Linked DNA regions of Homo sapiens: region 2 is linked to region 1. The links are chromatin loops, found by intact Hi-C in ENCODE. Cell type or tissue: mucosa of descending colon. All regions are shown on one strand. Each heading gives the region's core, and the rest is flanking DNA. Links, peaks and the distances in the headings are about the cores only. Region 1 holds the start of LOC124904029 (a long non-coding RNA gene). Region 2 holds the start of SPATA20 (spermatogenesis associated 20).

The links. Hi-C counts contacts between places; a loop is a spot of excess contacts. Peaks named below come from ENCODE experiments on the same cell type or tissue, not always from the same donor. Only the 100,000 strongest peaks of a DNase experiment are listed, where the experiment ranks them.
Region 2: it touches region 1 in a loop (5-fold over the local background); 46 of 110 quality-filtered maps call a loop at or near these places.

What each region holds. Positions count from the first base shown.
Region 1 is chr17:50,945,867-50,961,827 of GRCh38, reverse strand. It overlaps LOC124904029 (a long non-coding RNA gene), which reads left to right and starts at 10,297. Exons shown (of 2, transcript XR_007065849.1): 1 at 10,297-10,875; 2 at 11,076-12,775. RefSeq lists enhancers at 6,574-7,254, 7,255-7,935, 6,747-7,946, 9,647-10,148, 10,789-11,315 and a silencer at 11,186-11,480. In mucosa of descending colon, for the core only: a CTCF peak has its summit at 11,302 (motif pointing right); DNase peaks (open chromatin) are centred at 9,627, 10,947, 11,327, 13,387 and 5 weaker places.
Region 2 is chr17:50,545,257-50,555,552 of GRCh38, reverse strand. It overlaps SPATA20 (spermatogenesis associated 20), which reads right to left and starts at 8,379. Exons shown (of 17, transcript NM_022827.4): 1 at 8,268-8,379; 2 at 7,786-7,833; 3 at 7,100-7,270; 4 at 6,935-6,999; 5 at 6,589-6,743; 6 at 6,367-6,510; 7 at 6,066-6,267; 8 at 5,438-5,568; 9 at 5,241-5,345; 10 at 4,943-5,017; 11 at 4,636-4,845; 12 at 4,363-4,555; 13 at 3,874-4,042; 14 at 3,373-3,584; 3 more. The coding sequence starts at 8,344. RefSeq lists silencers at 6,471-6,692, 8,100-8,369. In mucosa of descending colon, for the core only: CTCF peaks have their summits at 4,549 (motif pointing left) and 8,503; DNase peaks (open chromatin) are centred at 4,512, 6,492, 7,642, 8,442 and 2 weaker places; H3K4me3 peaks cover 833 bases.

The sequences.
Region 1 (15,961 bases), core at 7,962-15,961:
TGCTTGGGCAAGACTCGGGAAGGAAGAATGACTATAAAACTGATCATGTGGCAGCACAATGTGACTCCAGATTCAGTGCAGCGAGATTTAATCTCTTCCAGTGTGTTTTGTTTGTGCCTTCAAGAAACGTGGGGTTTTAACGTGATAGTAAAAGTTGCCCCAGTTGGCATGTTAATAGGACCATTCACTAGATGAAGGCATAGTCATCTGTTCAGTGAGGTTGGTTGCCCTAGAATACAATGACTAGGGCGGCTCATTCCTAGTTTTTATAGGACCTTACCCTGCCTGCCCCTTAGTCCCTGGGGAACAGGGCAGGAGCACCAGCCTCATCACTAGAACTGTAGTCTGCAGTGTCCCCCTTGTGGAAAAACTATCTTTCAGACTAGTGGAGAGAGACTGCTTCAGCCCCCAGGCTCTTCCTTAACCAGCCCCTGATCCCTCAGACTCAGTGTAGGCATGAAAGCCTAGAGATCACAAGGGGCCTGGACTTAATCTTCAGCAGCAGCCAATTTATTAGGAAAGGTTTTATAGTTAGGGGACTTCTCAGAATGCCTTAAATATTGGATAATTGATAGAATTTTGCTTTAAACTCGTTTTCTTTAGAAAGACATAGTGGTATGGTGTGAAAGAAGGCTGTATAACCCAGGCTGTGACCCTAGCAAATCACTTTAACATAGTATCCCAGAGTCCCCCACACAGGGCTGTGGAATCGGACCCTCCTGTGGGGTCTGGGCCCAGGCGTCTGTAAAGAGTAGTGGGTAAGTGTGATATTTAGCAGAGGTTGAAGCATGCAACTCTCATGTATTTGGACCTTTGTTTTTCTCATGTGTTAAAAGACAGGGTGGCTTAGTCAGGTAATCTAAAAAAATCCTAGCTCTGACCCTCCCTGGTTCTGTGGCCCGGCTCTGATTTGCCTGGTTGTTGTCTATACAAGTAAGGACCACTCCTGCTTGCGAGTCCATTGTCGCCCAGTCCCTCATGAGGCCCAGATAGCCAGTGGGTAGGATTGGATTAATTAGAATTTCCAATTTATCAGAATGACACTATACAAAAGAAGCCACATAGTTTAGCTCCTTGCTTTTAACCACAGAACATTCACTCCCACCCACAGACATAAAGGAGTTACGGAGCTGGGCGCAGTGGCTCACACCTGTTATTTCAGCACTTTGGGAGGCTGAGGCAGGCAGATCACTTGAGGCCGGGAGTTTGAGACCAGCCTGAGCAACATGGTGAGACCCCCATCTCTACAAAAAATTTTAAAAATTAGCTGAGTATGGTGGTGTGGACTTGTAGTCCCAGCTACTTGGGAGGCTGAGGTAGGAGGATCACCTGAGCCCTAGGGAGGTTGAGCCTGTCTCCAAAACATAAGAAGTTATAATTTGATTTGAAGCACCAAAGGAGAAGTGGACCAAATAAGCCCCGGCTCCGTGGGAACAGCGACTTCAGTTAGAAGCTGCAGTTCTCAGCTAGGCTGGGAGAGAGAGGCATGGCCAGAATCACCCCGGGAGCTATTCACAGAATAAACATTTTTTTCTTTTTCTCTCCTCTCAAGAATATCAGACTCTATTGGGGAACATGGGGAAACAATTACCAGGTGATTCTGATCCTCCCATTGGGAACATCTGCCCAAGAGGAACTCAGGCTGGGCACGGTGGCTCACACCTGTCATCCCAGTGCTTTGGGAAGGGAGGTGGGAAGTTAATTGCTACATTAAAAGCTTAAAGGAAATATTTTATTTCCTATTAGTCTGTATTCACGTGTCAGGGCTATTTCCTGATTTTTTTTTTTTTTTCTAGAAAAAGCCATAACCATTTAGTTGTTATCATGCCTAGCTTGCATTTGCATAACATCTGATAGTTTTTTCTGAAGTATTTAGCCTATAAATTCATAGTTGATCTTCATGGAAACCCCCTTTTTAGAGTGTTACAGCTTTCAGATGATCCAGAGGCCTAACCACAGATGTGGCCTTGCCCACTGGTAAAGAGGTCCGACTGAGACAAGTAAAGGCTCAGGTGCCTCAGTGGGCGGTACAACAACTGAACACTGGAGGCTACTGCAGGTGTGTTGGGACAAGTGCCACATCTCAAATCAGGAGACTTGGGTTTGAATCCTGGATCTCCTGTTTCCCAGTTTTGTGACCCTTCAGTCACAGTTTCCTTACTGTCAGAAGAGTAACACCCCCAAGGGTTCTTGCCACCTGGCCCTGCTAGGCACTCAGTAGCAGACCTGAGGTTCCTAGATGCCAGGTGTCTGAAGATGACTATGACACTCTCAAGGAGACTGGGCTAGTCAAGGAAAGCAGATGCGGAAATGGTGACGTGATCAAGTGCTGTGGCTGCATATTAGAAGCAGTAGTTGAACAAATGATGTAGGTATGGTATCTACTTTGTAATGTGATAAAAAGAAAAACTGCCTGCAAGTCCTGTTGAATGCAGAATATTCTTATCTCTATTCTATTTACCAGGGTTCCAGGCCATGTCTGTCCTAACAGAACTGTGTTAGGAAGCAGGGGTCGCTTGGGCCTATTGGACCTTCTGGGGAATACTGTTCTCTGTTGTCCCACCCCACCCCCCCCCCATTTTAAGGAAAAGGAGTATCCCGTGAAAATTAAACACAAGATAATTCATACTCTCTTTTGCATCTAAGAGTTAATTTCATTCCTATGCAGGCACATTGAGGGGCATACTGAAGCATGAAAGAGTGGTAAATTTCACATTTTCAGATGTCCTCAAAACATTTATTCAGTATCTGTTGCTCATAATGCTTTATGACAATAATTAAACTCACAGTCACTGCATATAAGTGGGTAGAGCAGATAAAAAGGACCAAATAAGATATTAGCATCATCAGATGTACAATGGTGTGGAACAGTGGCAAGGATGGTCGTATGCTTCTCTACATGATTAAAAAGCTTAGCATCACTCCTTCTAAGCAAGAATGCAAAATTCTGGCTCATATATCACACCAGAGGGGTCTTTGGGAGAAAGGGCTGTCACCTTGGGGTTCCTGAAACATGGCTTTAATGTGAAGTGGGATTAAGATTTTTTGTAGGACGTCTCAGGTACAGAGATACCCAAAGAGACTGGAATGGTGTTTCAGAAACTTGGATTTCCTCATCAGTTGTATTGTCATGATGGTCTCTCATTCACAGGATTGTTGGAAAGAACCAATGAGATCACATAAAGATGTAGTACTCGACAGTTAACAGATACTTGTATGCTTCCCCCACAGAGGCCTCGATTTATTTTCCTGCTATTCTTTCTCATCAAGCTGACTTTCCCCTGCGTTTGGCCAGCCCCAGACAAGTGACAGTGGGTTTGAGTTCCAAATTCAGGAGAGCATTTTCAGCTGTTTGCCTGTTGGTGCATTTTGGCCTGATAGGCTTCTGAGCAAGCAGGCTTTTACTATGTATGCCGTCTACATTTCTGTCTTGGAGAGTTTGCCTGGGGCTGTTCATAAGGAACTAGGAGCAGAAATCTGGCATGTGATTCTTACAGACATCTCAAACGTTGATCCTTCCTGAAGGAGCCTAGCTGGAGAAGAGCAGAAACGGGGCAGATGCCTCTAGGCAGGCCTTGACTGATTTAAAGTCCCAGTCCTGGGCTTCACTCGATTAAGGGTTTATCAGACCTTCCCACCCATATTAAAGCCATGTTTCTGGGACCCCGCAGTGACAGCCGTTTCTTCCCAAAGACCCCTCTGGTGTGTTAAGATGTGAGCTGGAAGTGAGCAACTCAAAAACCAAGTCATGGTAAAGAACTGTAGGTTTTGGGGCCAGGCTCGGTGGCTGGCTCATGCCTATAATCCCAGCACTTTGGGAGGCTAAGGCAGGAGGATCGCCTGAGCTCAGGAGTTCAAGACCAGCCTGGGCAACAAAGTGAGACCCCCATCTCTACAAAAAAATAAATTAAAAAATGTGCCGGGCATAGTGTCACGCACCTATAGTTTCAGCTACTCAGGAGGCTGAGGTGGGAGGATTGTTTGAGCCCAGGAGGTTGAGGCTGCAGTGAACCAAAATCATGCCACTGTACTCCAGCCTGGGCGACAGAGCAAGATCCCGTCTCGAAAAAATAAGAAGTAAAAAGTAAGGCCAGGCATGGTGCCTCACGCCTGTAATCCCAGCACTTTGGGAGGCCAAGGCAGGAGGATTGCTTAAACCCAGGAGTATGAGACCTGCCTGGGCAACATAGCAAAACCTATTTTAAAAAGAAGAAAAAGAACTGTAGATTCTAGTCCCTCCCTACCACTGCTCCATCAAAAGTCATCTCATCTCTCTGAGTCCCCAGTTGTAGTTGTCCTTGGGGACAAGCACGGACTTGGCTTGGATGCCCTGTAAGGCTATGTTCAAGGTGACATCCTTTGAGGGTGGGCCGTCTCTTCCATTGCAACTTGGGTTGTGTGGACTAGCAGCCTTCATGCCCAGCCAGATCCCAATAGTCACAAACGTGCTCAGATCCTTAATGGAGAGAATCATGTAGCCTGCACCACTTGGTACAAACTGCTTTGTTTGACGCACCAGTTTGTCCCGAGGCATCGGGATGAACCCTTCCATGAATGGGAGGAATGTGTCTTAATTAGGAAGAGAGACACTGTTGAGTTCTCTGGGTCCTAGACTTCCTTTGGGTCTTTTCCTTCTTGAACCTTTTGGAAGTCTCCAAAAGGCTACTTTAGGATGGCATTAGAGCCTTCGGGGAGCTTCTCCCAAGGGCCCCTTTGGCAACTAAGGTGAATGGCTGAGAGGTGAAGATGAATTAGGAGGATCCTTGGCTTTCTGCCACCACCCACTCCCAGAGCAGGAAAGGGGTTGGGGAGAGGAAAGCTGCCTTGCTGGGGAGAGACCCAGCTCTGCTCCCTTTTGAACACACGGTGGCGCCATGTTAGTGTTACCTTTCCTCCCTTCCGCTTGCCAGCACCCAGAGCCTACCAGCCCCTCAGCCCTCCTCTTCATCCTCAGTGGGCTGGCGAACCCTGCATGACAGCAGGCCAGACCAAGGAGGGTGCTGCACTACGGAGGGTCAAGTTGTAGAGCCGAGGGAAGCAGTTCACTTTACTAATAATCAACCTGAGACCAAGAGTGGCAGCAGAGGTGGGACTAGAATCTTGACTTCATTCTGTGCATTTTCCACTGGCTGCTCCAGATTCTCATAGCCCTGGGTTCTTCTCAACCCCTTTCCTTTGCCAGGGGCAGGGAAAACAGCTTCTCTCAGCCCCCATCATGCGGCCCATAGCCCAGGGACCCAAGCACCTAAAGCCTGGGACCATTGCTGAGGTCAACAGGGTTGATATGGATGAGAGAAGAATTGACCCAAATGAAAGAAGGGGCCAGGCACGGTGGCTCACGCCTGTAATCCCAGAACTTTGGGACTCCAAGGCAGGCAGATCACCTGAGGTCAGCAGTTCGAGACCAGCCTGGCCAACATGGTGAAACCCCGTCTCTACTAAAAATACAAAAATTAGCCGGGTGTGGTGGTGCACACCTGTAATTCCAGCTATTCTGGGAGGTTGAGGCAGGAGGATCACTTGAACCTGGAAGGCAGAGGTTGCAGTGAGCCGAGATCACACCACCACACTCCAGCCTGGGTGACAGAGCGAGACTCCATCTCAAAAGAAAAAAGAAAAAGAAAAAGTAAAAAAAGGATGAAAGAAGGGAATCTTTAAAAGCATCCACGCTATCAATTTCTAGTCTTTGAAGTTTCAGAAGAATTTCTGCGGCTGCTGCTTCTGAACAAGGCTAAAAGAAATGTCACGGAATCAGCTTAGTGAGTTGCTTCAATGGAAACTTCATCCAAGGCCGATAATAAATAGCAGTTACATAACTCAGCAGGTCACAGCACTAACTAAGCCCTTTGTAGGCCATCAATCCACATTTATTTCCTGGATTTTATAACTGCTGCTGAAAGGGAGAAAAGGAGGGGCTGAGGATTAGGGGGAGAGAATCTGTGTGCCTGGACGAAACCTCCAAGCCTATTTTCCAGCCTCCTCTCCCATACGCCACCTCTGCAGCTAACTCTCAGGGGGACGTGCCGAGTTCCAGCACATCCAGACACTGTGGCTCCATGCCGGGAAACCAGACCCCTGTCCCAGCTGCCCTGAGTAGCCAAGAGCTTTAGGCTGGTCATTTTCTCTCTGTCCTGTTTTCTGTAAAATGACAGTTGGGCTAGATGAGTTCTAGGATGCTTTTCTGCCCCATGATTCTAAACATTAGGACAGAAGAGTGGGTACCATGTTTGTTTCCCTCACTCCCATGCCCCAGTGTTAGCTGCAAGATGCTGTTGGATCCTCTTGATGGAGACGGGGGAAGAGCATGATCCCAGCCAACTGACACATGGCACAGCAAGGGGGCAGGAGGGTCAAGGCTGCCCTGGCTGGGATGGGGAGCTGGGAGTGCACAGAGTAAAGGGCCCTTGCCGCCTCGGCCTCACTGTCCGGACACCCACATGAGCCAGAGCCAGCATGGACTACACAGCTTCCATGGGCACAGGGGAGTCGGCATAGGCCTGGAGGAAGGGGCGCCTAATAGTAGTGTTCACCATTCTCAAGCCTGGGGAGTTTGATGCCCAGGTTCAGGGCTGTTCCAGAATGCTTAGGTGGGTATGAATGCCCAAAACTGCAGCCGACAGGTCCCAGATGCAGCTTCTGTCTCTCGCCTCTGCTGGGGTCATGGGAGACAGCTCCCCCAGTCTTCTCCACCCTTGCCCAGCCTCCTGTGCAGAGCCACAGGCAGATCCTACCAGCTGGGAATGTCCAGTATGAAGCAGGTTGAGGAAGGGAAGGGCCTGGGGAAGAAATTCACTGGGGAAGAGGGAGGATGTCAGAAGATTTGTGGCATCAGGAAATGACAGGAAAGCCGGAGGGGAGTTGGAGTGGCTGGAGAGGTGAGAGTCCCTGGGCAGAGCCTCTGGTGAGCAGCCTTCGGGTCTGGGTCCGGGGCCCCTTTCCTTCAGGGCCCGGCCGGGCAACTTGCGGGGATGGGATAATGCCTTAGGGAGTCCAGGAGCCCCAGCCCAGACTGCCCCTCTTGGGGTGTGAAGCCCCTGCAAGGGCTGAGTGGCAGAAAGCAAGGGTGGCCGCAGCCACTGAGCATCCCTGGGAAGGGATGGGGCTGTATAGAAGGGGCACCTGGGGACAGGTGGGCAGTCACAGTGTCTCAGCCCGCTGGGACTCACAGCAGAGCTCATCTGTAGAAGAGAAGGTAGAGGTCAGATGTTACATGGGAGGAAATTTCCAATAAAGACAAAAGTGCTTCCGCGGAGAGGGGACCTGGAGATTGGGACTCTGCTCATACTCGCTTCGCTGCACGCGGTCACTGTGGTGTCCTTGCATCCCTCTTGCCCCTCCCTCAGCGCTCTGCCCTTCCCCAGTTCCTGCTGCTTCCTCTGCAGGAACAGCTGCATGTCTGGGCTTGTCAGGGAGTCAGCTGCGTCTCCAGACACAGACGCAGGAGGCCCAGCACCACCCCCAGCCTGATGCCGTCACTGAGGTTTGGAAGGTGGTGGTCTCCTCCCTGTTAAACTGAGACCCAGAGAGGGGGAGTGTGTTTTAATTCCCCAGACCCAACAAGTGAGTAGTGCCAGAAAGGGCCCTCGGGGTCCCATCTCTCCAGGCGGCCTCAGGTCAGTTCCCTCCCGCTGTGGTAGCCTCATCAGCTAATTCTGCCTCTGTTGGATCAGCCAGCAAGGCAATGCTCAAGGGGGCTGGGTGGCGACTCCAATTTGGGTGCACCAGCCAGTCCCAGGGGTGAAGGCAGTGACTTATTTGGGAATTATTTTTGTAGAGGAGACACTTGACTCCACGGCTGTTGAGGCTGAAGCTACCCAAGTGACCCCTGAGCTGAGTGGCAGGGAGGGCTGGCGGCTCCTGGACTCAGCTTCACACCACCTCCCAAGGTGTTCTCAGCCATGCCCCTACCTCTGCACAGGGCCACTCCTAAACAAATCCTCCTGCCTCCCTGGAGCTTGAAGGAGGTGCTTTGCCTCCCATCCTCTCCGCAGTCTCCTCTCCCCTCGGGGATTGGTCACGTGGAACCCTGTTGGAGCCTGAGGGGTGAGATGGTGAGTGCCCAGAGGGCAACGGTGGCTGGCTCCTTCCAGAGCCCACTTTTTCTTTCTTTCTTTCTTTCTTTCTTTTTTTTTTTTTGTTTCTTGGGACAGGGTCTCCCCTCTGTCGCCCAGGCTGGAGTGCAGTGACACAATCATAGTTCACTGCAGCCTCAACCTCCCAGGCTGGAGCTATCCACCTACATCAGCCCTCCGGGCAGCTGGGACTACAGGCACACACCACCACACCCAGCTAATTTTTTTTTTATTTTTTGCAGAATCAGTGTTTCGCCATGTTGCCCAGGCTGGTCTCGAACTCCTGAGCTCAAGTGATCCTCCTATCTCAGATTCCCAAAGTGCTGGGATTACAGGTGTGAGCCACCATGCCTGGGTTTTCCTTGTTGATAAATGAGCATGGGATTGTTCTAGAGAAACTGTGCCATGAGCTGGGTGGGACAGGAGCATCAAGATCATTTCAGAAAGTTCTCTCGTGAAAGCCAAAATATGTGCCTACTCCACCTCTGCCCGCTAGCTACCATGTCCCAGGCCAAAAAGTCCTTAGGAGAGGAGAATCCCATGCAACTGTGGAGTGTGTGCTGGGCCCAGTCCTGGGTTCCTCATCCATTGCCTGCCTTAATCCCCAAGGCGGCTGTGGGGCACAGATTTCCCCATTTGACAGGACACCTCAACCAGCGGTTCTCAACCTCACTAGTACTGACATGTGAGGCTGGGTGCTTCTTTGCTGTGTGGCCTGCCCTGTGCATTATAGGATACATAGCAGCATCCTTGGCCTCTGCCCACTAAATGCCGGTAGCATACCCAATTTCTCCAGACATGTTCCTAGGGGGCAAAATCGTCCCTACTTGAGAACCATTGTCGTAGACAGTAAGTGCCAAGGACTCCAGGATGGGCCCTTGTTTGAACCTGGATCATCCAATTCTAAAGCCTGTCCACTTGCTTTTCTTTTCTTTTTTTTTTTTTTTGTGAGACAGAGTCTCACTGTGTTGCCCAGGCTGGAGTGCAGTGGCATGATCTCAGCTCACTGCAACCTCTGCCTCCCAGGTTCAAGTGATTCTCCTGCCTTAGCCTCCCAAGCAGCTGGGGTTACAGGCTCGTGCCACCATGCCTGGCTAATTTTTGTATTTTTAGTAGAGGTGGGGTTTCACCATGTTGGCCAGGCTGGTCTCGAACTCCTGACCTCAGGTGATCCACCTGCCTCGGCCTCCCAAAGTGCTGGGATTATAGGCATGAGCCACCACGCCCAGCCCACTTGCTTTTCTTCCTATTGCCTTTTTGGGAGTAAAATCCTTTTTGAAATCTGATGACAGCTATATGATCCTTATCCTGGAACAAGGCTCCTACCTTCAATTTCAAGGAGTTTGTGGGTACCAGGTGCTCATTCATGGAGAGAATATTAAGGACACCTGCCCACAGGGAAGCAGAACCAGATGGGAAGAGGCTGAATCAGCCTGCCCTCCTTCCTCTGACCCCTGTGTGATCACCCTGTGACTGGGGTGCGGTGTGTGTGGGGAGAGGGAGGTGAAGGCGGGATTGCCAAAGGCAGAGACATCTGCCCTTTTTGGACAGCTGCCATGTGAGCACGCCCCTGTGTGCCCTGAGGTGGGCAGCTGTGCCAGCCCACGTGCCGAGCCTCACTCATCACCTTGCAGATGGGTGGCCCTGACTCAGCTGGCTGGATACCAGCTGTGGTTGTCCCATCCCAGAACATACTTCCTGTGACTGAGTGACCACCACACTTACCCAAGCATACCTGCCCCTGAAAGCAGAGGAAGGGGCCCAGAGGACTCAAGAGCTGGCCTTTTGTTCTGAGTTCTAGAATGCCGTGATGGTGGAGGAGGGGAGTGGAAGAGCTTCAAGATTTCAGGAACTTCCAAGTCCCTGGCTTTGTAGCATGTTGTAAAGACACGTGGGCCTCAGTTTCCCTGCTTATAAAATGAGAGCATTGGACTGGATGATTTCTAATAATCCATACCCATTGAGCATTTCTTTTTTTTTGAGACGGAGTCTCGCTCTGTCACCCAGCCTGGAGTGCAGTGGTACGATCTCAGCTCACTGCAAGCTCCGCCTCCTGGGTTCACGCCATTCTCCTGCCTCAGCCTCCCGAGTAGCTGGGACTACAGGCTCCCGCCACCACGCCCGGCTAATTTTTTTGTATTTTTAGTAGAGATGGAGTTTCGCCATGTTAGCCAGGATGGTCTCGATCTCCTGACCTCGTGATCCGCCTGCCTCGGCCTTCCAAAGTGCTGGGATTACAGGCGTGAGCCACCGCGCCCGGCCCGAGCATTTCTTACGTGATAGGGTCTTCATGTCCATTCTATCATTTAATTCTTTTTTATTTTATTTATTTATTTATTTATTTTTGAGATGGAGTCTGGCTCTGTCGCCCAAGCTGGAGTGCAGTGGCACATCTCAGCTCGCTGCAACCTCCGCCTCCTGGGTTCAAGCGGTTCTCCTGCCTCAGTCTCCGGAGTAGCTGGGACTACAGGCATGGCTAATTTTTGTATTTCTAGTAGAGACGGGGTTTCACTATGTTGGCCAGGCTGGTCTGGAACTCCTGACCTCAGGTGATCCTCCCACCGGGGCCTCCCAAAGTGCTGGGATTACAGGCATGAGCCACCACACCCAGCCTATCATTTAATTCATGCAATGCCCTAGGAGAGAGGGGCTGTGATTATTAGCCTCACATTACAGCTGAGGAAGCTGAGACTCAGAGAGTTTAAGTAACTTGCCCAGGGTCGCGAGGCCAGTAAGTGGAAGAGGGGTGGGTCCCCTGCCCAGGTCTGACCCAGCAGCATCGTTGAGGATGTCAGTGACGCAGGTGAGAGGCTACGAGTGTCCAGGAGAGTAATGCAAGGGTGACCTGCGGAGGGAGGAGGGGCAAGATCAGGCACCCCGCCCAGTGTGGGGAGCGGCTGAAGATGACTCGGAGGTTTGGAGGGTGGCGGTGCTATTAATAGAAATAGGGAAGTCAGGAGGAGGAGCCGGTTTAGGGCTAGAAGATGATGAATTCATTCTTAGGCATGTGGACACGGATTTGCTGACAGTGGGACCTTTAGGCCAAGATCCAGCCACAGTTCAATTAGGAAAAATCAGCACCTACGAAGTACCTCTAAACGCCAGCAACAGCCTTACCAAGATCAAATCCCCAAACCACTCACACGGCAAGGCTTCCCAAGTCACTGGCTGTGGGCTGAGGCTGCAGTGATGAGTCTGCAGCAGCCATGCCCACGGCTCAGGTTCAAGTCCTGCACTGACCACTGGGGGTCACCGCTGGCGCGCAGACCTGGTGCAGCCGTCCAGGGGGTGCCTGCGGCAAGGCCGACCTAGGGGAAGGGGCGCAGTGGGTTTCAGGGAGCCAGGCTCCCCCTCGACAGGGAGGCAGAGATCTCTTCCTCCTCTTACAGGGGTGGGAGGGAGAGAGGCTGGCAACTGCTTCTTCCAGGCTGTCATCTGGCAACAGTTTTCAGGGCAGCCTGATTAACCTTGAATCTAGTTCTGTTGACGTAGCACCAGGGGAAGGGTGAGGGAGCAGAGCCCCCTTCCCTGAGTTGGCAATGAAGCTCTAGGGGCCTGCCTGGGGGACATCGTGTCCGGGGCAACCGGGGCAACCAGGGCCTGCGACCTGGGGCAGTGGAGCCTGGGAGCTGAGTCCCAGCTGTTCCAAGCCTCATGTCTCCCCTGGCATCTGCGTCAGCAGCTCTGCCCTTTGACTTTTAATTCCCAGGAGAGGAGGGTGGAGGCAGTCTTGGCCATCGGGACTAATTATTTGTGATTCGATTCAACCAGCAGTTTATTGGGGTTTGGACTGGCTTCCTGCTCTCCTCTCAGCCTCCCACACCCCAGCTTTATGGCCCTGTTCTCCTTCGGAAGCTGAGAACAGAGAGCAGGAGTGGCTCTGCAGCAGACACCCCGGTTCCTCTTGGTCTCCTGATCTCGGGATGTCCTGTGGGAAGTTAAGCTTATAAAATGCTTTGAGTCCCTAGAGAGAGGTGGCCCCAAGCTCATGCCCAGCCCAGGCCCTGGGCCCTCCTAGGCCGGCCTCCTGTTCTACCTGGGCTTGTTCGGACCTGTCCCCAGGTGGGCCGGGCTGGGCCAGGAGAGGGGCGCCAGCCTCCCAGCTGTCCAGGTTAGGGGGTGCAGGGCTCAGAAGGGATGGGGGTGGAGCAGGCACCGTGGAACCTGCGAGGCTCCCAGGCCCCAGGGCCCCTGTCAGCGTCTACTGTCCCTCTATATTCGGCCACAGCGTTATTGCCATGTCCTCTCGGGACAGGCAGCCAGCCCGACCCATGATGTCTCCTCCAAGGGCCTGGACTATTTTGGAACCAGCCTTGGGGGTGCTGGGGGAGGCCGAGGTGGGGTTTAAGGGAAGATTGCCTCGCGGCTCCCGGTCAGGGATGAGCAGAGGGTGTGTGGCATGGGGAACTGGCCCCTAGGCCCTTCTCAGAATTCCCAGTACAGTTACGTGAATGTTCCTTCTGCTCAGGTTTCCTGGGGATGCCTAGGCTGGGGCCTCAGGGGCTGAGTCTGGGCAAGAACCCAGCCCCTCCTCCCCCCGGGAGAAGCTTCCAGCTGTTTAGATTCATCCCTCAATTAAAAAACATTGCCCCCCTGTGCCAGGTTTCACCCAGAGCCACGTACAAGCTAGCCCAGTGGGTCTCAGCCTTTCGGATTTCTCACATCACTAACATTTCAAAAAAATAAAAAAATTTAGGATCTGACGTCGTCACCAGTTTTGTTTTTGCGACAGAGCCTCGCTGTGTCACCCAGGCTGGAGCGCAGTGGTGCCATCTCAGCTCACTGCAACCCCCGCCTCCTAGGTTTAAGCGACTCCTGTGCCTCAGCTTCTCGAGTAGCTGGAATTACAGGCGTCCGCCACCATACCCAGCTAATTTCTGTATTTTTAGTAGAGATGGGGTTTCACCATGTTGGCCAGGCTGGTCTCAGACTACTGGCCTTAAGCGATCTGTCCACCTCGGCCTCCCAAAGTGCTGGGATTTCAGGCATGAGCCACCACACCAGCTAGTCACCAGTTTTTTTATTTTGCTGAGTTTGAGGTCATTAAAAGGAAATGTCAAAGGAAAGGTCCTTTTGTGCTCACACACACAGACACACACAGACACAGACACACACACACAGACACACACACGATTGAAAATACAAAGCTCAGATAAAAGGACAGTCTTTTGGATTGAGTAAACCTAGCTTTAGTAAAACCTCACTATATTGTCCTTATTTTTCTCATTTTGCTGCTGGCAGATGAGAACATGGCGATGGCTGGCACTGGGCACCGGCTGAGGGACTTGTGCTCCAGGAACTGTTGGTCTTGCCACTCCTCCGCCTGGGCCCAGTGCCAAGGGCAGCCAGCTCTGCTCCGGGGAACCCCTCCCCAGCACGTATCTCCCAATCTCTCATGCACCGGTCACTGCCACTTTTGCTTCTATCTTCCTGTCCTCCATGCCCCTCCCCCAATATTTGCAGGAGGGGGAAGGTGGGGAGCAGGCTTCACACAGCTCCCAGACTAAAGATGGCACCGCTAGCCGATCACTGCAGCCCAGAGTCCACCCATGGGGAAGTCACACGTCGCCCGCTCCTTGGAGGGGGTCTCTGCTGTGGAAGGTGCTGGTCTGGGCAGGGTCAAGAATTCCAGAGTGGCCACCGCTTCCTGGCCATGGGATCTGAGATGAGTCCCAGAACCTCCTTCCTTGAGCTTCAGCTTCTTGTTCTATAAAATGGGCATATTAACTCCTCATCACAGGGCTGGTGCAAGGGTGGTGTGAGTGACAGAATGTTTGTGAAAGTCCTTGCTGAGCTATAAAGCTTAGGTAGGGGTAGTTATTATTACGATGGGAAACTAGTAAATGGCTGAAGAAAGAGCAGCCCAAAAGCTGACCTCAGCCTCTGGGTACGAAGACAGTGCTCACACCCACCCCCAGGTCTGTGATCTGGGGCCCCTCCAGCCCCACAGAGGAGCAACGCCAGCCTGACCCCATGAGTCAGCAATGCCAGGGCTGGACCACGGCATTCTGGAAGTCGGAACTAGGCCTAGTCTGTGTTGGAGACAGGGTCTGCTGTGTTTTTGGAGAGAGGGTCTGCTTCTGTTGACTTGTAGTGGCCCCACTATGTGGTTATTGCAGCCGACGGCCCCTCAAATTGTAGAGAAGTGTGCGAAGGGCCTCCCCAAGGCGGAGCCCCTTTTGGATGGATGGAGGTTTGAGGATTCAAGGTGTTCGCGGAGGATCGGATTTTAAGGGCTGTCCCCGCCCCCGCTGTGTCACTGTGGGGCAGTGTGGGAAACACGCCCACCCATGTTCCTAGTCCAGTTCACCATTCACTCTAGCTGTGTGGCTGCCTCTCCCAGCCTCAGTTTCCTCATCTGTCAAATAGGGACAAGAGGCCTTACCTTCCAGGGCTGTTGTTAGCTTATTGGGACCCCATGCAACAGTCCCTGGAGGGTTTTCAGTCCAAGGGAGCCCCCTGCAGACCCTCCAGGAGGTCCTCCCCACAAAGGGAATCCAGCGGTCCTGAGGAAGCATGAGCCTGGGCTGCCTCCCCACCCAGAGTGGATCCCCCACCCAGCCGGCCTCCAGCGCCCTGCCCCCTCTCCCCACCTGCTCAGTAGTCTGGTCATGAAGTCATTGCCACCTTCCCCAGCCTGCACCCCCACCACCCCTGCCCCCATGCTGACATCCCATTTGGCAAAGAGGTTGGAAAAGCCGCTGACTCTTCCAGACCCTGAGTTCATTGACTGGTCAGGGCGCATCGGCCACAGGCTGACCATGTGGCCAGAGGGGGGTTTGCAGAGTGAGGGAGTGGCCCCTCCAGGCCTTCCTCCCCTGCCTCAAGCCTCCCCCTGACCACTAAGACACTCCTCCAATATCCGCCCACACCCCAACTATACATACCTGACCTACACACATGTGGCCCACCCCCTACACACTTGCTGCAGACACTCCTTACACCCCTCGTAAACACATGCCAAGCACACACTCCCCTGGGCAGCCACCTACCTACTGAGGCACACCCAGCACACCAGACTCCCACACATATGTGTATGTGCCACTCCCTCATACGCTGGTGTGAGCTGTTGGGCACCACCAGCTACCCACGGCCACAGCTACTCCTGGTCCACCATGGCCCAGCCTCTTGGGCTGCATCAGGCAGATGCACCTGGCCTGAGCCAGGCTCTGGTGGGAGGGTCTCTGGCCTGGGGGGGGTCTCTAGATCAGAGGCACAGGCGGCCAGACTTGAAACGCCTCATCTCAGCCAACCCCTTCACTGCTCATTTGTGGAAACTGAGGCCCAGAGAAGGCAAGGAGTGGTCAGGGGCTGGTCACGTCACACAGGCAAACTCCTCCCAAGCGCCTCCAAGTGTCTGAGAGCGTGGCAGAAAGGCGGGCAGCCCAGGCTCCCTCCGCCCTCAATGCGCTCCTCAAATGTCCTGACTCAGTGGGTCCTCTTCCATGAGTTCTTCCAGGATGACGCCCAAGACTGGGTGAGCTTTTCACCCTCTGCCCTGGGTGCAAGGTCATTTGAAGCTAGGCAGGGGGCACACCCACTGTTGGGCCTCAGCCTTCACAGGCTCAGGATGTTAGTGTCTCACATAGCCTTGGCCTTGCTCAGCAAATACCCAGCGCAGGCTGCAGTCCCACAATGCACTACAAGCCTGGCCCTCCCACTCCCTGCCTCAGTCTCCCTCCCTAAGACTCACCCATCAGGGCCCTCAGCAACTGCCTAGACTGTGGCTCCATCATGGGGCCCTAGGCTCCAGGGAAGGACTCTCTTTCCCTTGGACTGTCAGCTCCACAGGATAAGGATTTTTGCCTGGAAAGGTGCCTGGCACCTAGTAGGTGCCTTAAAAAAAAGCTGTTGAGGCTGGGCAACGTGGCTTATGCCTGTAATCCTAG
Region 2 (10,296 bases), core at 1,223-9,222, 400 kb after region 1:
TCAGGAAAGGCAGCTGGCGGGACAGGAAGCTCGAGGGGTCCCCATCAGCCAGAATCAGCACCTAGGGCAGCAGCAGAGCAGGGAGAGTCACCTGCCGGGGTGGGGTCACCTGCCCATTAGAAAGGCCCACTGGGAAGTTCCCTCTTCCCAACATTCTGAGGGGAAGGAGATGTTGAGGAGCTGAGGATGGGAGGGGGCAGCTCTGGGGAGGTGGCAGATTGGGCTCACAGGGATGGGTACCTTGTTAGGAATGTAGACAGAGTGGACGCACTGCACCAGGGCCTTGGTGTCCTTGGCCTGACGGTCTCCACAGATCACGATCTGACCGGAATAGAAAGGTCACTCCGGTGTGTCAGGGGAGGGAGGGCTGAGCCCTAGACCACCAGGGCTTCCCCATCCTCCTTCCGCCCCACCGTATATCTCTAAGAAGGAACAGGGACTCATCTCAGCTGCCAGGATGAGTTAATGCTTGGCAAGTGGGAACACACACACACACTCACACATGAGAATACCGAAGTGGAAATGTCATACATATACACAATGGTACAGATACAAACATGGGGAGACACACACCCAGAAGACCCAGAGCACACAGAGACCCATTCAGACAGACACAGAGTAGTCACACACACACACACACACACACACACACACACACACACACACAGTAGATGCCCACACAGAGGCAGATACCACACACACAAACACCAGACACACACGCATGCAGGCAGACACAGAGGCAAACCTGCAGATGGGGCATCCACATGCAGACAGACAAACACTCACACCAGCATCCCCCTCAAAGGTAGGTGCACAGACACACACCTCCAGGGTCACACACACCCGGAAGTACACACACACCAGTAACACAGTATGGACAGAAGCAATTACACTGACACCAAGACGTACAGAGAAACACTTCATCAGCCACCACGGACTCATATTAACTTCTGCCTCCCTGTCTGACAGGCCACGTGCCTGCACACACACAGACCTGAGCTCTGGGGACAGCCCAGGAACCCCACCCCCTGTTCCCATCTGCCATCGCAGCCCCAACTTCCCTCCTACCCGAGGTCCCAGCCCAGATGCCCTCACCCCCCACCTGCTTGAGGGTCTGCTGCTGGGCTGAGAGGGCGCGGACCATCTCGGGCAACGCCACCGGGACACGACGCATGCGCTCGGAAAAGGCGGTCAATAGGCACACACACTTGTCCATCCAGTCCTTGTGGCCCGTGAAGCCATGCAGCCGGAGCAGGTTGTGGGCTGACACGGAATTGGCGCTGGGCTCTGCTCCATCCTGGTCTACAGCACATAGGGAGGCAGGGGGTGGGGGTAAGGGCAGGTCACTGAGTCCCAGGACCCTGCCCAGGACTGTATCCAGGGCCACTTGGGGGACGGGACAGAGAAAAGGCCCTGCCCATCCTGCCCCTTCCCCGCTCTGGGTGTGGATGCCACTCCAGCAGTTATCAGTACTTTGCTGTCTTTTTTATGGCACCCTCCACTCTACCTGTCCTAGCCTCAACTGTTGGTCTCCAGGCTCCCTCCTCGCTGCTGATGCCTCTGTCCAGCCACTCAGCTGCTCAAGCTAGAGCGGCATCATCCTGTCCCCTTCCTCTCCCTCTCCCTCCGCTTCTAATCCATCTGTGAGTCTTGCCAGGGCTGTGGCCAGAAGAGATCCAAATCTCACCATGTCTCCCCATCTCATACTTCCACATCCTCTGAGCCTTCACCAATGCCTGCCTGGACTGAACACGAGTAATGGCCTCCTAACTGGTCGCCTGTTTCCCCCACCCCCACTTCTCTCCATCAGTGGTCAGAGTGACCTCCTTAAAACCATACCAGAGCAGATCACAATCCACTTAAAACCTCCTTGCCAGCCGGGCATGGTGGCTCACACCTGTAGTCCCAGCACCTGGGAAGCCGAGGCGGGAGGATCACCTGAGCCCAGGAGTTTGAGACCAGCCTTCTTTTCTTAGGAAAAAAAAAAAAAAAAGACGGCTTCCGTGCCCTGCCGGCCTCAGCATTCTCCTCGGTGCCCTCCTGGAACACGCGGGCCCTGCCTGTCCTCCAGGATACAGGCTGCCTGCACCAGGCCTGTCATGCACTGCTCCCTATGCCTGAACTCTCTCCACAGCTTCTCCATGGCCACATGGCCCCTCTTTCCCTCCAGGCCTTGGTTAAATGACACCTGTCACAGGTGTCCTCTAATCTCTCCCTAGGCTGAGTTGGTCCTCCTCTGTGGTTCTCTCCCAAGGCCCTTTCATTCACTCAGTTAACATTTATTAAGCACTTACAATGTGCCAGAACCACACTAGACCCTGGGGATACAACAGTGGCAGAAAGTCCTGATCTTTGAGGAGCTAAAATTTGAGTTTTGGGAAAGAAACCTTTAACCACAGACAAGGCACATGGGTGATAGGGAGCAGGCACACATAGAGCGTCCTACTTCTTCATGGCACTCACCACAATTTTAACTGCACATTTGTGCATGTGTTTTTGCATCATTACTGCATTTTCGCTGTCTCCCCTACCATACTGTAAGCTTCATGAGGGCAGAGACCAAGTGAGCCTTGGTCAATATCTGAATCCATGGGTGTCAGTTACTGTGCTAAGCATGTTTACAGAACAGCTACATTCATCTTTACATCAACCCTGTAAGGTAGTACCAATGTTAGCTCCATTTTACTTATTAAGAAACAGGCCAGGCATGGTGGCTCTCGCCTGTAATCCCAGCACTTTGGGAGGCCGAGGTGGGCAGATCACTTGAGCCCAGTAGTTTCAGACCAGCCTGGGCAACATGGAGAAATCCCATCTCTACAAAAAATTAGCCAGGCATGGTGGTGCATGCCTATAGTCCTAGCTACTCAGGAGGCTGAGGTGGGAGAATTGATTCAGCCCCGGAGGCAGAGGTTGCTGTGAGCCAAGATCATGCCACTGCATTCCAGCCTGGGTGACAGTGAGACCCTGTCTCAAAAAAAAAAAAAAAAGAGAAAGAAAGAGAGAAAGAAAAGAAAGAAAGGAAGAAAGGAAAGAGAAAGAAAGAAAGAGAAAGGAAATAAAAAGAAAAGAAAGGAACGAAACAAAACACGCTGAGTGTAGTGGTTCATGCCTGTAATCCCAGCACTTTGGGAGGCCGAGGTGGGAGGATCACTTGAGCCCAGGATTTCAAGATCAGCCTGGGCAACATAGCAAGACTCTGTCTCTATTTAAAAAAAAGAAATTGAGACACAGAAATATTACAGCAGCCAAAAATCACGCCATTAATAAGTAGCAGAGACACAAAGCCAGGAGGGCTCCTGCCCACACCAGCTCTTCACCCACGCTGCACTTACACCTCCCAGGACCCCAGACTAGCCCTGCACCCCCACTGACCGTCCTTCAGACGCAGGGGCAGGCCAGCCCCCAGCTCAGCCTCACTGCAGAAGTAGCCGCCACCCTGGGAGTCCCAAAAGAGCTTGTCCTGTGTGTCCTGCAGCCGCAGAGCCCACTCGAGCCACGCACTCTCCTGTGAGGCCTCATACAGGTCCAGCAGGCCCCGCACCACGAAGGCGTAGTCCTCCAGGAAGCCCCAGCAGGGTGGGTTGCTGGGGGACAGGCATTACGGGAGGGGCTGGGGAGAGCCCCAGGAGAGAGGGCCTTTCCCAGAGGAGGCCCTTTCACGCATTTGTTCACTTAACCCTCCAGATGAACCCTCTTGGGCAGGTGCCATCAGCCCACTTCCCAGATGAGTAAATGGGCCCAGGGAAGCTACAAACTCACAGCAAGCACCTGGCAGAGCCAGGACTGGAGTCCACATGGAGGGGAGAAGTAGGGCAGAGGTAGGCTGGGGACGCGTTGGGGAGACGGGCCCTCCCGGTCTACCCAGCCCCCAACCTGTGCTCCACAGTCCCCCCAGGGCCGGTGTAGCAGGTCCGCATCAGGCGGCCACTGGCCACATCAAACATGTGCCGCTTCAGGAACTTGGCACCATTGGTGGCATAGTTGATCAGCCTGTCTTGGCCCAGGACAGCCCCAGTCACAGCATAGCCTGACACCATCAAGCCTGGAGCCAGGAGAGACAAGTAGTGGTAAGAAGCTGGCCAGGACCCTCCAGGCATGTCCACCCTATCACCTTAGGCCCCAACACCTCCCTGGAGCCATGGGTGATCCCTAAGATCTTGGGCTCCAAAGCCAGACATGGCGGGGTTCCCAGCCCTTGCGCGTGACCTTGGGCGGGTTACTCAAGCTCCTTAAGCCTCTTTTGTCAACTGAGAATAATAACGCTAATCAAGGGAGAGTGAGCATTTAGCCGCTGCCGGAAAGACAGGGGCTTTGTGAAGGGGGATCCTACAGACAGGCTCGGTCTCAGGTGTGCTGCCCCACCATTCCAGGCAGCCAGCATCTTGCTGTCCAGGTGCGGCTTGGGCCGATGCTTCCGGGCCTGGAAGAGCTTCTCCAGCCCTGAATTGAGCAAGGTCCGCACGGCCTCCACATCCAAGCCAAAGCGGGCAGCAGTCAGCTCCAGCGAGTACCGGACGGTCAGCACATTCTGGCCCTGCAGCTCCCCCTTGGGGTCCTGAGGAGAATGGCCTTTGTCTGCGAGCTCACACGCCTGGCAGGCACCAGGGCCCGTCAGGTGACCCCAGAAGTCCTCACCTGACTGGGGCTGATGTTACCAGCCTCTGTGAGGCCGTAGTGCTTCATGAGGAGCTGGCCTGAGGTCAGCGGCTCGGTGGCACCCAACACAGGCTCCGGGAGGAGCTGCTGAACCTCTTTGACCGTCCACACATAGTAGGCGCCCTCTTTGGGCCGCTGGCCCCGCTCTGGGGGCGAGTCTGCATCTTCTGCGCTATAGAAGCCTCCGGACTGTGGGGAGGGGAGAGTTGGCTGGCCCCGGCCCACAGGGCAGTGGAGGCCCCAACCCCTCCCACAGCCAGGCCTGCCTGCCACCATGGACACACACCCGGTGGCTCAGGCTCCGAGCCACGTACTGCAGGATGCCTTTGGCCACGTCAGAGTAGAATTCATCACCAGAGAGCTAAGAAAGGGAAGAAAGGAGACTGTGAACAGAGAGGTCACTGGGGAGGCCCAGGTGGAAGGTGGCAACATTCTCTGAGGCAGGCGGGGGAGGGAAGCCTGGGTAGTGGGTACATGGGAGGGAACAGGGGATTCAGATTAAGAGAAGCCACAGTCACCAGGAAGGCCTTGGGAGGGGCAGCCAGAGTGAGATGCCTGTTCTCTGGGCTGGGGTCAGGGGTCACCTGGAAGGCCTGCGAATAGGCCACAGCGAGCTGTGCCTGGTCATAGAGCATCTTCTCAAAGTGAGGGACGTGCCACTGGCGGTCTGTGGAGTAGCGGTGAAAGCCCTGTGCGGATACAAAGCTGGAGGCCAGTCCCAGCTTCTGCCCCACCCCACAGCCCCCTGCTGCCCCTCCAGGGAACACCCAGTGCCCGTCACCTGCCCCACATGGTCCCGGATGCCCCCGTTAGCCATCATTTTCAGGGTATGCAAGGCCATCTGCTGGGCCCGAGAGCCATCCTGAGTCAGTCGATGGCTGAGCCAGTAGGAGAACAGGAAGCTCAGGATCACTGTGGGGGCACCAAGAACATGCAGGTGAGAGAATGGGAAAGTGGGGACAGAGATCGGGGTGGTCAGGAGGCCTTGGGCCAGGCAGAGGCTGGGAGTTCACTCAACAGGCAGTCTCTGGACAGGCTGTGAGGTCAAGAGTCAACCCACAGGACAGAAGGTAATAGCCTAAGCCAGAGGTCAGAATATCATTGGTTCACAGAGGACCAGTAAGTTACTTGTCCCCCTAGAGCCCAGAATGTCATTAGCCAAGTCAGGGTCACTGGGTCACTGACCAAGTCAGGGGACAGAAGGTCATCATCTAGGTTAAGGTGAGAGGGTCACTGCTGACACCAGCAGTCGGGTCTTCACCGATAGCTACCGACAGGCTAGGGGCAAGGAGGTCACTGCCAGTCAGGAGGACAGGAAGCTATGGGTGAGGCCAGGAGCCAGTAGGTCCCTGACCAGCATAGGAATCAGAAGGCCAAAGCCTGGGCTAAGGCGGGCGTGGGGCACTGACCCGGCGTGGGAAACTTGGGGGCCTCAGCGAAGCCACCGTATTCCTCATCATAGCCCTCATCCAGCTGCTGGAAGCAGCGATTGTTCACGGTGGCGGCAGAGGGCGGCAGCTGGCGGTCACCCACGCTGATCTCTGATCGGGCCAGCAGGGCAGTGGTGACACGCTGGCTATTTTCTAGCAGGGTGTTCTTGTTCTGTTTCCACTGCGGGAGGTGGGGGCACACCTGGAGGTCAGCTAGGGGGAGGGGCTCTTGTTTCCTAGTCCCCCACCCTGGTCCCCCAACTCCCGGAGGCACACCCACCTGTTCTCGTATTCTCAGCAACACTGTGCGGAAGCCGACTCGGGTCAAGCCATCCTCAGGAGGGAAATAGGTGCCCCCGACAAAGGGCTGGAGGTTGGGAGTCAGCCACACATTCATGGGCCAGCCCCCGCCGCTGCTGGTGGCCTGGCGGAGAGAGGGCGAGGGTGAGGGGAGCTGCTCTGAGCCCATGTGGCGCATACACTCCCGAGGAGGGCTGCTCACCTGCACGAACGTCATGTACACCTTGTCCACGTCAGGCCGCTCCTCACGGTCTACCTTCACACTCACAAAGTCCTCACTGAGCAGGCGGCCAATCTCCTCATTCTGGAAGGACTCCTCTTCCATCATGTGGCACCAGTGGCAGGTGGAGTACCCGACTGAACAGGGCCATGGGGAGAGGTCAGGGGGCCAGCAACGGGTCAGAGGGAGGCTGGCCAAGTGGCCCTGGCTACATGGAAGACGTCCTGGCCTCTAGTCTCCTGGAAGACCCGCCAGGCCGAGAGGACCCTCCCCCATCCACTGCCACTCCCTGCCCACACCCCCACATCAGGGAAGGTGGGAGCATTACCTGAGAGGAAAATCGGCTTGTTTTCCTTCCTGGCCTTGTCGAAGGCTTCCTGTCCCCAGGGGTACCTAGACCCAGCAGGGTGGGGCATCACTCAGTAGCCCAGGGGGTCTGGGAGGGGCCCAGGACCCCAGCGATTCCAGGCAGGGCCCCAGGAGAGGTGCTCACCAGTCCACAGGATTGTAGGCATGTTGTAGGAGGTATGGTGACTTCTCGTGGATCAGGCGGTTGGGGACCCTCTGGGGTGTAGATGAAGGATGGCTTCCTTTCCCTCCAGCAGGCATGGGCACTGAACTACTGACCGTCGCACTTCGGTCCTTGTCCCGGGAGGAGCTACCCCTGGCGAGGACTGGTGCATCAGGCAAGCCAGGGGCCTCCACCCACCTTCTCCCAGGCCCCCCAGCACCTGCTCCATTTCACTCAGCACCCCAGTAGGACCCCTGCTCCCAGCCCAACCCACCTTTCTGAACCATGGGGGAGACTGTGGCCTTTGTGCTCCCCCTTATGTTTTTTGGGGGGTGAGGAGAGGTGGCTCATTGGGGGCTCCTTGCCAGGTTAGTCTCCCCCAACCTCCTGGGCCTGGCGGTGGGAAGGATGGCTGTGAGGTCAGGGCGGGTCACAATGGGCAGAATGGTTCTTGGGGCTCCATTCTTACCCCTCCCCAGGCCCCTCCCCCGGCCCTTCCTGGAGCAGCTGCTTGGAGGCATCTCTCTGGCAGGCCTGGGTGTGGCCCCACTGGAAGGCAGCCTACTGTTGGTGGCTGGACAGGCCAAGATCAGTAGGGTCTGGGACTCGACCAGGTGAGGGACAAACAGAGGAAACCAGACATGGGGACTCCCTCACTCAGCGCCCACCTGCTGGGACTCCTGTGGGGCCAGGTCCTGGGCCAGACTCCAGGACACCTAGGGAATCAGAGACCTCAGGGAGTTCAGCCTGGAAGTGGGACTGCAGGCAGACCTAAATAACGAAAGGTCCATGCAGCAATAAAGGACTGTGACAGGGCACAGGGTACTATTGGAGAAAGGCCCTTGACCCAGCATCCAGCACTGGGGTGCAAGGAAGGCTTCCTGGAAGCAGTGTCAGAACAGTCCCTGAGGAGCTGGCACTGCACTGGAAGGAAGGGGAGAGGAGGGAAGGGATGAGGACGGGAGAGGAGGGGAGGAGGGCCTTACAGCCAGAGCCAGGTCTCAGGAGCAGACCGGAGGTGGGGTGGGGGAAGGGCCAGGCATGCAGGGGTGGTCCAGACTGGCACTGGGGACCGGTGTCCGGAAGACCCTCCACTGGGCCCGCAGGCAGGCGCAGGGAGTGCCCTAGGGGCCCGCTCGCCCGCCCGTACCTGCGGCTCGCGGCGAGGCCTGCACCGGCGCGGGGCAGCAGAAGGACGCGGCCCAACCAGGCCCGCGCGCCCAGCATGGCTGCTCGGGGCCGTGGGCCCGGCCGCTGAGGACAGGAAGGGAAGTCAGGAGGCTGCGAGGGGCGGGCCGGGCACCTACGGAGCCGCGGGCGGGTCTTCGCCGGGACTTGGGACAGTGTGGCTGGTCTCCGAGCGTCGCCCTGCGGCGGAGCGCAGAATTGCAGATCAGGCACCCGAGCCTTGGGAGGACCCATTCTGTGCATAAAACTGGGCTCTGCCCCTGCCTGGGGAGGACAGCCCTTCTCAAGGGAATAGGGAGAGTTGTGGGATCTAGGGCTGGGAGATGCTAGGGACATGGGATGCCAGAGCTTCAGCTCATTTTGTCCAACCCCTGCCCATTTTACAAATGAGAAATGAGATCCAAGGCGAAGGCGTACCTTGGCCAGGTCCACCAGCTAACAAGGTTTGCTTTTTGCAGCCTCCTCGTCTCTAGGTCCTACTCAAATCCTACCCACTCCAGGAAGTCTTCCTTAAATAATACTGATGAGCCCATTTTATGTCTCATAGGTTACACATGGCCTCATTGGCTACATTCAGCCAATATTTATTAAGTGCCTGCCGCCTGCCACTCTGCAAGGCACTGAGTATACAATGGTGGGCAGAGAGAAACAAGGCTCCTGCCCTCACATGGCTCACAGTCTGTTGAGAGCGGCAGATGCTAATTCGACAGCCATACCGATAAACACCCACGTGACAAGTCCGTGAGGGTATAACGTAACAAGTGACCTGATCTGGTGGAAGGGGCAAAGGATGAAGGCTTCCCTGAGGAAATCACATTTGTGAAGCCATGGAGAACGAGAGAAAGGAACTTGGAGGGTGCTCAGGGGGAGTGCTGGGGAAGGAGGCAGAGGTACAGTTTGTGCAAAGGTCCCGTGGCTTGTCAGTGAGTCCGGGCTGAGCAACTGCAGAAAGAGGGAAGACAGGCAGTAGATGAGGGCAGAGGCAAGATCTTGGAGACACTCGTGAACTGTAAGAAGGGGATTTTTATTTTTTGAGACAGAGTCTCGCTCTGTCACCCAGGCTGGAGTGCAGTGGTGTGATCTCGGCTCACTGCAACCTCCGCATCCTGGGTTCAAGGCTGGTCTCGAACTCCTGACCTCAGGTGATCCATCTGCCTTGGCCTCCCAAAGTGCTGGGATTACAGGCATGAGCCACCATACCCGACCCCATTTTTTTTTAGCCAGAGTCTCACTCTGTTGCCCAGGCTGGAGTGCAGTGGATCTTGGCTCTCTGCAACCTCCACCTCCTAGGTTTAAGCGATTCTTGTGCCTCAGCCTTCCAAGTAGCTGGGACTACAGGAGCGCGCCACCATGCCCAGCTAATTTTTGTATTTTTAGTAGAGACGGGGTTTCGCCATGTTGCCTAGGCTGGTCTCAAACTCCTGACCTCAAGCGATCCATCTGCCTCAGCCTCCGAAGTGCTGGGATTACAGGTGTGAGCCACCGTGCCTGGCCAGAGAAGGGGATTTTTGATGACAGTAGAAGCAAGCTATTGAAAGGCTTTAGTCAGGAGGGTTACCAGTTAGATCTGCGTTTTGGAAAGATCCCACCAGCTTCCCAGTGGAGAATGAACTGGAAAGGGGCAAGAGTGAAAGCAGGGGCAGATAGGAGGCTATAGCAGCACCCAGGGGGAGATGGGGGAGCAGAGATGCAGAGAAAGGGATGGGCTGGAAGTCGGTCAAGGAGGAAACGTCGTCAGGATGGGCGGCGACAAAGAAGGCGGTGTCCAGGGTGACTTGCAAGGTGGGGCCGTTCCCTCAAGAGAGGGCATGGGGTGGGGGTGGGGGGACAACTCATGGGGTTCATTGTGGGACCTGTGGGTTTGAGATGTGCACATGGAGGCAGAGATGACACTGCTTGGAGGACAGAGGAGAGGCTTCAGGAGAGAGGATTGGGGGTCTTGACTGTTGAGACCATGTGGGTGTGGAGCTGATCCAGGGAGACCATGCAGA